2 separate regions of the Homo sapiens genome follow, and region 2 is linked to region 1. The links are chromatin contacts, found by Hi-C in ENCODE. All regions are on one chromosome and are shown on one strand. The core of a region is the stretch at or near the end of the contact, and the rest is flanking DNA. Distances in the headings are between cores, read along the strand shown.

Evidence for each region. A loop is a pair of places that touch in the nucleus more often than their neighbours do. Pooled maps may share reads with other maps.
Region 2: a map with no recorded cell type shows a loop between it and region 1 (2.4-fold over the local background). The contact joins the promoter of LINC01489 here to the enhancer-like site in region 1. A Hi-C loop is called at or near these places in 3 of 168 maps with a recorded cell type or tissue (GM12878, Right ventricle myocardium inferior and heart right ventricle), 6 of 37 single-sample maps with no recorded cell type and 9 of 50 pooled maps.

The regions. Positions count from the first base shown.
Region 1 is chr12:14,611,228-14,616,452 of GRCh38, forward strand. GUCY2C (guanylate cyclase 2C) reads right to left here. Exons shown (of 27, transcript NM_004963.4): 26 at 3,640-3,716; 27 at 1,405-2,064. The coding sequence ends at 1,890. It overlaps PLBD1-AS1 (PLBD1 antisense RNA 1), which reads left to right. Exons shown (of 6, transcript NR_120465.1): 3 at 1,652-1,699; 4 at 3,295-3,343. Among named protein-coding and RNA genes, the nearest start is that of PLBD1, 46 kb to the left of the region's middle. RefSeq lists enhancers at 2,662-2,711, 2,722-2,821, 2,842-3,091 and a silencer at 3,624-3,673. Within about 2 kb of position 3,729, at least 7 of the 41 ENCODE cell types and tissues checked have a DNase peak (open chromatin) inside an H3K27ac peak, as active enhancers do; they include GM12878 and heart right ventricle, where a contact is called at or near this core.
Region 2 is chr12:14,998,955-15,004,546 of GRCh38, forward strand. LINC01489 (long intergenic non-protein coding RNA 1489) reads left to right here and starts at 2,879. Exons shown (of 4, transcript NR_120466.1): 1 at 2,879-2,952; 2 at 3,981-4,081.

The DNA of each region.
Region 1 (5,225 bases), core at 2,479-4,978:
CTTATTATATGAAGGTTAGTTTGCTTGATGGTATCCTATAATTCTTTTTAATTCTTTTTTTCTTTTCGGATGGGTAATTTCATATGTCCTGTCTTCAAGCCCATTCTTTCCTCTGATTAAATATGTTGTTGAAGCTTTATAATGAGCTTTTCCAGTTTAGCTATTTTATCCTTTATGTCTAAGATTTCTACTTTTATGTGTGTTTTTATATTTTTTTCTTTGTCAATTTTCTCATTTTGTTCCTGGATTGTTTTTCAAATTTCATTTAATTTTTTTAATCTATACTCTTTTGTGCTTCCCTGAACTCTTTAAGATTTTTCTGAATTCTGTCAGACATGTTACGGGCCTTCAATTATTTTGGGTCTATTACTGGAGCTTTGTTGGTTTCTTTTGATGGTATCATATTTCCCTGAGTTTTCACAATCCTTGTGTCTTTACATTGATGCCCGCACATTCGAGGAGATGGTCACTTCTTCCAGCTTTTACAGGTATTCTTGGTGGTGTTAGACTTTTAGTGCTTAATGTTGTAACTTAGTCACTGGTCTGCTATTGCTTCCTGGTCTGGGGAAGCCTTAGGAGAGTGCTAGAATTCAAAGGTTGTTTAAAAGGAAAAAACCTTTTAGTTGTTTCCAAGTAAGAGGAAGGTTCCACATTAGCACCTGGGCTTTGTGGGAAATCTAACCAGGGATTCAGGCTTTCCTGTGGGTTTTGCCTAGAGTAGGACTGTTGCATCATCCAGTTTTCTCAGTATGGCATCTCTGCTGATTGGAGTACAGAGCAGCTGCAAGATCTGCATGTCAGTTTCAGCAATCAGCACCTCCGCTTTTTGTCCCCAGTTCACCCCTGGTGTTTCAGCCCACCTGGTACTTGCAATGGTTCATGAGACAGGACCAGAGTGAGCTTCTTGTGAAGATTCTCAGACTGGTGGGGAGATCAAACTTCCATCTCCAATTCCCTCCTTTTACCTTGTAAACTGTGGGTCTAAGGAAATTATCTGTGAGTGGTGTTATGCCAGCTTGGGGGAAGGGGTGGCGCAGTCTAAAATGAAGTGAGTATTATAATTCATAATTTACTGATGAAAGATCAGGAGCCTGGAGACATGGATTACTTTGTAGTTAGAAAAGTGCAGTACAGGAACTTGACTTTTGCCTGGGTCCCATACTTGGATCACTGCCATCCACATTGTTAATTGGACAAGCTGAAGCAACACCTCTGTATAAAGGTCAAAAATTCCCTCATGTGTAGCAAGTGATACTAACCTTCAAGGTTCTCACCCTTGAGCAACAATGCTAGCTTTGCCGTACTTCAGTGTGAGTGAATGTAGTCAGTTTTTCAGTAAGCACAAGATGATGTGACTGATGTATTCCAGGAAAATGGGCAAAATAGGTAGAAACGCATACACAGTTTTGGGAAACCTTTAGCTTTTATTCTTGCCTAATATATAGCATATTTTCTGCAAAAATTATGAGTTAAATATACTTTAATGAAGATGGGTATTTAAAATATAATTATGACAATTTAAAAAATCTTATGAATACAGAAGGAAAGCCAGTAAACAAAAACGATAAAAATAAACAAACAAAAAATAAATGAAATAAGAATAAAATCTTCTCAAGTTCTAGATAGTCTATTCATTTCTTTTCTTTTCCAGGTAGAAGCTCCCTGGAACAACTGCTGGAATAAGGTTCCAGAGTGGAAGGTAGTTATTTCACTGAGAACACACATCTGATTCATGCAAGAAAGTCCATGTTCCAGACAGGGCAGCCAAGCCTAAGTACATTTCTGCTTCATTGAGGTCTCAGGAAAATGTAAGCTTTCAGGACACTTGAGGTCGCTGCCTCAGTGCAGCTGTATTTTAATTTGTGTGAGTCCTTATACCTCATTTAGGTTTAAAAATAGGTGCTCTCCTTGTCTGTGGTATTCAGCTGCAAGTATTCCAGAGTGCCTTTTTTATAGCTGGCTACCCGTCTGGGTTTTTGGCTTCTTATCCCTGCTGCCTGTCTTTTCTGTAAAGAGTTGGCAATCATGTCTGAAAATTCTGCTTGCAAACGCTGTTGATTCTCCCTGGAAACAGAGTGGGAAGAGAAAATAGAACTTCTCAGCAATTCATACAGAATATTCCTTAGCTCCAGAATAATCAGTTCAGTTAGTCAGTTACTCTTTGAATGCCTATTCTGTGCTAGACACAGGAAATCCAAAGAATACAAAATGATCCCTGCCTTTGATGAGCTTAAAAAACTGTTATCTCTGCTAGGAAATTAGGCTTCAATTTCAAAGTGAAACAATATGCTGCTGGAATTTGGAGGCATGGTTGGGAGGATCTAGGTTTACATATGCCACTGCAGGAAGGGGAAAAGAAGCTGGGAGGATGCTAGGCCCCTGCCACACAACCCTGAAAACTCATTGGTCCCACACATACTTAACAGTGTGAGTCTTGTTTGGGGAAGGCTTAGAATGGTGGAGGGGACCACGAGTTTAGAATGGACCTGGAACACTCCAAGTAAGGAGCCAGGTTTCTCATGCCCCAGGGAAGATTTGGGTTGTTTTGGCTTTTCTAGAAGGTTGCCATCTCTCTGGGTCTGACATCTAGGCCTCTGCAAGACAGAGTTTCTCAACCATAGCAAAAGCCAAGGAAATGGCCATATGGCTGCAGTAACATGTATTGACAGGCAACTGGGTGACAGCTTGAGTCACCTTTAGGAGAAGTGAAACCTGTCAGTTAACCCTGAAACTTTGTCTTCCTCATCTCAGGGAGAACACAGACTTCATGTTAAGACCCAGAACCGCAGTCTTGGGGTTGGGGCAGGTCCTGTTTTCATCAGGCAACTCAACAGAAAGATGAAGACAGGAGTGGAATGCAGAGAGCCTCTTTGCCCCCAGTATGCTCCACTCTTGTCAGAACAAGACATGCATGAAGTGAACTCTAAAGTGTCTTCTGTTCTCCCGAGCAAGCCTGGAACACAACGCTAGCTTTGCCATGCTTTATTGCAGGGCAATATAGTCAGTTTTTCAGCAAGAACAAGATGATGACTGGTACAGTCTAAGAAAGTGGACAGAATAGGTAGAAGCTCATACCCAGACTCAGGAAACTTTTAACTCATTCTTGTCTAATATATAGTATATTTTCTGCATAAACTATAAGTTAAGTATACTTTAATGCAGATAAGGCATTTAAAACATAATTTTGACAGTTAAAAATATCATGAATACAGAGCCAGTAAATAAAATGAAATAAATGAAATAACAAAATCTCCTCAAGTTCTAAATAGTCTGTTCATTCTTCCTCTTTTCCAGGTGGAAGCTCCCTCTTGGGATAAAGGATCCACAGTGGAAAAAAAAAAAGGTAGTTTTATACTGAGCCCCCACATCTGATTCAGGGAAGCAAGTCTGTGTTCCAGACAGGGAAGCCAAGGCTAAATACTTTTCTGTTTCATTGAGGTCTCAGGAAAATGCAGGGTTTCAGGATAATCCCCTTCTTGCAGTCTAGGAAGGGAGGTTTCTAAACCTTCTCATGTATAGTCCCTTACTTCTTATGCAATATATGCCACTTGTAAGGCATTTGCCAATTTAAATTGGCTGTAACTAACAAAGCCAAGATCTCTAATTTCCTCCCTGTCCCTGCCACACCCAGAAGCTTACACAGTAGGAGGGGTTGGCAGGTTGAATTTCTGGTCCTTCATCCCAGTCAGCCAGTAGGTAGTCTCATTTCCTCTTCCCTGGTAAGACAAAAGAGTTACGTACCACGGAGTCCAAGGAGTCAGTTCAGTTGTAGACCACTGTTTCCATAATGATCTGTTTCTGTGACATGTTTCACTTCCGCATTTCTCATCAGTGCCAATATTTAAGCACATCACACATTCCTGTTATGATTTGCATTATCTCTAGACAGATTTTTATTTCCAAGTGCCTTTTTAAAAATAAGTTTCTCATTCAGCAGACATCCTTTTCTCAAAGTAGAGTTTTCTTTTTTTTCCCCAAAAGACATTTTAAAATATCACTCTAGCAACATCACAAGAACTCTAACTTAAAAAGGAAGAAAATTCATCTACAATTCTGCTACGTCAACAAATCCAACTGGTTGTCATTGTCCATATTTCCTTCTAGCCCTTTTTGCAATAAAGTTTTGCTACAAAACTTTTGCTACAGTTTCCCTATCTTATTACAAACACATGTACATCACAATTAAGAACTCATTAAGTGGCATTTCTGGGGCCCATCTGGAGGCTACGGAATGTATGGAAATTTACTGGAATACTGGAAACCCTGTTTTTGCTAAAGCTGGTATTTGAAAAAGAGATACAAAATACATATGGCCCAAACACAGCCAGTGAACCACTATTTTTAAAAAATGAGTTTAATAATATATATCTATAATATATATCAATAATTTAAAAATGAGTGATTGATATATATATATATATAATTGATATATATTGTTAAACTCATTTAAAAAAGTAGTGGTTCACTGGCTGTGTTTGGACCATAGCAATCCATAAACTGGTTCTATTTTGGGGTAAGTGTTCTTTGTAAAAAATGTACTTATGGAGGACTCAAAAAGCAAGTGTGATGTTAGGACACTTTTACGTAAAAGGAGACTTTTCCAAGGTGCAATCCAAATGTAAAGGCCAGAAGCATTATGGCTACCGGAGACAGGTAACTTACAGTTAATAGCTGGCTTTGCCAGTTGTGAAAAGATTCCAATAACTTTGGAAAAGCAGCCTGAGAAGCATTTGGAGACAACTGATGGCTATGGAGGGCAGCTGTTTTAAATGTGAGGAACTGCATGAAGAATCTGGAATAGCGATTCTCAAATATTAGTGTGGTCACAAACACATTATCTTGTTAAAAATATAGATTTCTGATCTACGCCCACAGAGAATCTTGCATAGTAGGCCTGGTAGAGTGTCCACACATCTGCATTTTAACAAGCTTCCAGATGAGGAAGAGGAGGAGAATGGGGCCACACCTTGTCATTCACTCCTTGTGATTCTAGAGCTTCCGAATAGTAAAGCAACTGGCAAGAGAGGTGACCTCAGATCATAGCAGCAGTGTGTAGTAAGAGTAGGGAAGTAAGTGGGGGGACAAGGGTTTTGATTCAAATTAAATAAGTCCTGGACCAGACTGTATGTAGCTCTTGTGTTTGGAGGAGGAACTGGATACAAAACCTGGATATGGCAGAGGAAATGCTGGCAGAGTTCAAAATCTCAAAAGGGCTCTTTGGAGTA
Region 2 (5,592 bases), core at 1,629-4,128, 390 kb after region 1:
AGAGAGAGGAATTTAACTGGCATACCTCTTCTCTGTTTATATATTCAATAAATCCTCCTGTTTCCAGGCTCCAGACCAATTCCTCCCTCCTGAGCCCAGAGCCCCTCTAGAATATTCTAGTTGGCAGATCATGGCATTCCAGTCCCCACTCAGCCCCCTCATGGAATATTCCAGGCTATAACTTCTTTGCTGTGGTCCATCACCGTACTCCCATCTGTTTTCTGTCTTGCAGTGATTTATTGAAATCTCTCCTCTACTGGTTACTCTTCCCCCCATCCCTGCTGTTTTCTTGACTTTATGTGTGTGTTTCTGAACTATTGCATTGTGTTCTGGGAAGCACAGGACATAAATGTCTGCACCCAATCCAGCATCTTGAACAACTTGACAGCTTTCTTTTGATGTTAAATTGTTCTATTTCATTAGTGCTCATATGGTTTTCCGATTCTCACAAAATGCTCTTTCCTTCATGTTCTTTATGATGTTGGTTTCATGTAATGGAAATTATTGTACATCTACTTTTTAGAGTAGGAATTTACAAAGGAAGTTGGAGACAGTTTCTGCTCCTTCCAATCAATAAATCAAGGGCTAACTGAGGACCTCCATCTGCTCTGGAATGTAATATGCACTTATTAAGTGCTGTACAAGAAGACCACAAGAATGAAGGGATCAGGAATGACTTTTGGGTAGCCAATCACTAATGTCTGCCCTATTATTTCATAAATTGGCAGCATACTTTGAGCAAATAAATTCTTAGTCTTACAGATTTTTCTCACAAGTGTTTGCCAAGGTAGTTCATTGATTGATATTCATTCGCTTATTTATTCAACAAATATATTAAGCCTTACTCTGAGTCAGGCACTATGCACAATGTTAAGTAATGAAAACATGGCCCATTCCCTTAAAGACCTTCCAGTTGAGCCAGATAAACTGGCACAAAGAAAGCCTGAATCATTCTGAGGTTGGAAGGGAGCCAGAGAAGGCACATTATCTGCCAGGCACTGTCTTAGGTTTTGGGAAACAAAGATGAAAGAAACTCTTAGTCCAGTGGAAAGAGACAGATAAGTGGGATAAGGGATCTGATAGAGGTACCTGTTGTCCTAGTTCTTCTATTACTACTTCAGGACTATGAACCAGGTTGAGGGAATCATTGCTTTTCTTATCCATTTTAAAGGAGAAATCAGCTGTTTTGTACATGTAGCATCTTAAGCAGCTCAAAGTTCAAAGCTCAGGCCTTCAGAAACAATATTATTTGTTATCTCTTCAGGCTTTCCTTAGGCTTTGGTACACACACACACACACACACACACACACACACGCACACATACTCTTTCCTCTACCTCTAGTTCTGTGTATCTGAAGGCACCATCCCTTCTTTCTTCACTTCACCTCTCAGATTTTTTCAATATATTTCCTTATGTCAAAATTATCTTTCATATTTTAAACTCACGAAGGAGTTTCACGACTTCTTCACCTAATGAATACACACCTAGATCTGATATTCAGTTGATACGGCCATATAGGTAGTTCAGATATTGATATTTAAATGACGGGTTAATAACTCCTGTCATGATCCCCCTAGGCATCCCCCATATCCCTTCAACTTAGCCTCTTCTCACAATTAGAAGTTAATGGGCTAATGCCTAACACTGCATCGGACTTCTAGGACCTCACCTATTTATTGCCCATGCCTTATTGATTATTAAACATATTTAATATCTCTTCTGAGCTATTCACTAAGTACAGAGTTTGCAAAACTCAAATGCCTCCAAAGGCAAGTAGGTGATGGAACTGAGTGAAGCCAGCTATGTGAAACCAGAGATTGTGCCACACTTGGGAAAGCATGCGTCACTTTAGAGGTCATTTACATACAGTGGCCAGTATTATTAGATTTTCAGAAAAGGAGTGAAAAATGTTTTAATGTTAGGTATAAGAAGGAACATACTGAGAAGTGTGGTTTTAAAAAATCCCCATCCCCAAATAATTAAAGCTTCTATCCACAGCATGATCATCATTTCAGTATACATAATCTGCAGCTGCTGCATGGCATTTAAATGAAGGATTAGTAAATGCATGCTACAGCCTCAGTTATTTTTCTAACATAGGTCACCACAAGAAATATGTACACAACAGGTTTGATTTATATCCTCAATATTTCAGTAGTTATGGTGCCTTGAAGAAGCAAAACAAATTGGAGTCAAGACATTTGTAATATTTATTTTGCCTAAAGTAAAAAATATGACAGAATTAGAATAACCATCATTTGAAATTATTTCATTCAGGCAACCAACTATACGCTAAGATACAAGTAGGTGATTTTCCCCTGAAGTTTGAAAAGAAGGACCAGTCTCTGAAACATGTCCTCTGGTTTTCTACTTCTCCCAAATATCTTCTCTTGCAAAGTTCATCATTAAAGCTCTTTGAGGATTATTTCAGACCCCTACATGCTATGTCTGGGACACAAGAACAGTCTTAAAGAGAATGTCCTGAAGCTCATCCACCTCAGTGTGCAGGGCTGGAGCTCATGTATATGTACTTTGGCTCTCACCAGAAGTGGTGAATCTTAGGGTTCTGGGTCTTATTGTTTTAAGAGATATGATGTGAGCCAGGCTGCTTAGTATGAACCACCGACAGATGAAATGATGGCTTATGAAAGAAAGTTAATGTAAAATATTAGCCCATGTGAGCTAGCATAATCAGTTGTTTTTATTAAAATGTTATGTGTTTGTTGCATTAGGAAAAGGAAGTGGATTGGATACCCCTTTGTTCCCACATATCTTCAGTCTTTTTACACTTAGCACTACCGGCTATTTTTAGCATGCTTGTTGTCTGCCTATCCTGTTACAACATCACCTCCACAAGGACAGGGAATTTGCCTGTGTTGTTCACTGTTATACCCACTCCACTTCCTAGGAAATGCCTAGAAATAGAAGGAACTCAGTAAATACTTCCTGGGTGAGTAAATACATGAGAAAATTATTTGTGTGCATGGATAGTTGCAAAGATCACTATGGCATAAGCAGAGGCTTCCCCACTCGGGTTACAGCAGTGCGGTTCTTTGTTTGCAAACTGCAGTTACCAGCTGAAGCATCTGCTGTGATTTTTTTTTTTAATCTACTTCAGTTTACTTGAAGGGTTTCCTAAGAAGACAGTGTGCTGGTTTATGAAGCTATTGTCTCTCTACTTCAAACCCACCTTTCCTTACTCAGCTTTATGGCACTGGGGCTGGGATGATAGGAAATAGAGTTTTGGCTGCCTGTGAGGCTTCTCTGAGAGGGAGGCACTGGATGCTTGCTGGAAGGCTAGAAAGGGAGGGAGGGAAGGAGAAGTCCCTGTTCCTGGCAGCGGCATCCGCCAGCAACAACCGCCCTCTCTTGGCAGCAGCAATTGGTCTGGTTCTAGTCTCCACCTTCTTTCTACACTTTTTCTGCAAAGTTACCCATAGCAGCCAGGCAGTGCCCTCTCCTCAGAGATCTGGTCCGAGTCTGACAATGGCTCTGCCGGGCATCTTCTCTGATTAGGGCAGCTTTCAGACAGCTGATTGCTCATTAGGAACACCTGGGACGGAACCGCAATTTCTTCCCTTTATTCTACCTTCTCTATTTAGCTTAGCCAATTCCTTATAACTGATTATAATTAATTTATAATACATTCCATCTGTTATAATATGCTTTCTAGTTTCCTGACCCGGACTCTGATGGATCATGTTCTTTATCCTACAGCTATGTGTGTTTCTGCAAATTCTATATTTCAAAGCTCTTAACAATTCACAAACTTGCAGGACTTCTTTTAATTTAATTTAAAATGATAGTGGGGTTTCTTTTAATTTAAAAATGTTTTTCTGTTGGTGGGTATTTAAACACATAAAACAAATAGAGATTTACACAAAATACAAATGCTCCAGTCTTACTTATCAATTTTTAACACATTTCCATCGGATTAATGTTCTCTTACTTTCAAACTCCCTCTTTTTAAAAATGCAGAACAGAAACCCCAATCGTTCATGAATTCTCAGAGCATCCCTTTCTGTGATAATAGAGTGGAGAAAAACTTCCTGTGGGTCTGCAATCCTATCCCCGCACAGGTAAAATACTTCTTTGTTTTTTCATGTGGAATATTTTGAGCAGTTTTCAGGATGTTCCAATCTCGACAGCCCACTCGCTTGTCCCTGTGGCGTCTGAGGGGATGCTGACACATGGAGTTTGAGAACCACACTTTAAGAAGTTGTTCTTTCCTGTGGGGCAGAATTAGGGCAGCTTTCCGACAGCTGATTGTTCATTAAGAACACCTGGGGTGGGACCAGAAGGAGGACAGAAAGTGCCATCTGAGATTGCAGAAATTCTCTTTAATTTCACAATTATGCCCATAGCAGGCTTTCTGTGGCAGAGTTGTTGACCTAAGGTTCAGAAGACAATCTGACTTGGCTAATGACAGCATTTTCTCATGATCTGCAAAACATGAAGAAATGATGCAGTGGGAAGGTTGAAGCCATCGGTATAGTGAGTTGCTTGACCTGCAGAGAAGTCATAAGTTCATTTATCTTCCTCTCAGCAATGACTTAAACTCCTGTCTATTGAGTGCCTCCGAGGCGCAAGACAGGATGCTAGGCACTTGATTCTTCACACACTTGTGGAGTAGGTATTATAATAAGAGCACTGATCACCAGTCTTGAGCTCATAATTAAATGCCCCACAACTAGAATGTGGTCGAGCTAGTCCTTAGTTAAATCTAGGGGTAAAGTCTGGTTGTTTTGACTTTTTTACCCTCCTTCCACCATAAAGCATAACATATTCTCACATGGAAACCTGCAGGGCAATTCCCCTGCTTTACATTAATGAGGGACAAATACGATTTGTGTCTTTTACTGTGTCTAATCTCCCACGGTTCTCACAGCTTCTTTTAAATTTATATGACTTTTCCATTTTCATAAAAAGATAGGATGCCGTTTCTTATCTTTTTGGATCAATGTTATGGTATCAGTATTGATTCTTAAAGAAGTCCTTTAGAGGTTCAGCTCTGAAGCTATTGATCATTCAAAAGTTCCTCCTTTATTTAATTTTCATGTCACTTCAGTCTTTGAAACTTTAGGTTTCACATTTCCTCTGTATGTAGCTTTCCAGTGGAAGACAGGGCTTTCTTTACTGTATTTCTAAAATTATGTAATTTGGGGGTACTTTATTTGGCAAACATGGATAGAATATTTATATGTTTGTGAACAATGTGCAATTCTTATCACAGTGTTACCTAAAATAGCTAACATAAAGAGTCTAATTTATAAATAAGAGAAATTGAAGCTTAGGGAGTTAACTGTTCAATGTAATTAAGTAGACTAACGGGTAGTAGAGCCGTGCCTCCAATCAAAGTCTATTCAAGGCCCAAAGCCTGTCCCCTAAACACTAACATCTGTCTGCCCCTCACATCCACTGTTTTCTCACCATCACTCAAAACTTGTCTCAGAGTGATGGCTTGCAGAGCACATGCCTGGTGCCCTGGTGTCCCCTGTTTGTTCACTCCAGGGCCGGTGGTACCATCTTGATGACCTCACATATCTGATCTAACTCTTTTGTAAGTGCTTATTTCTGTCACTCCAACTAG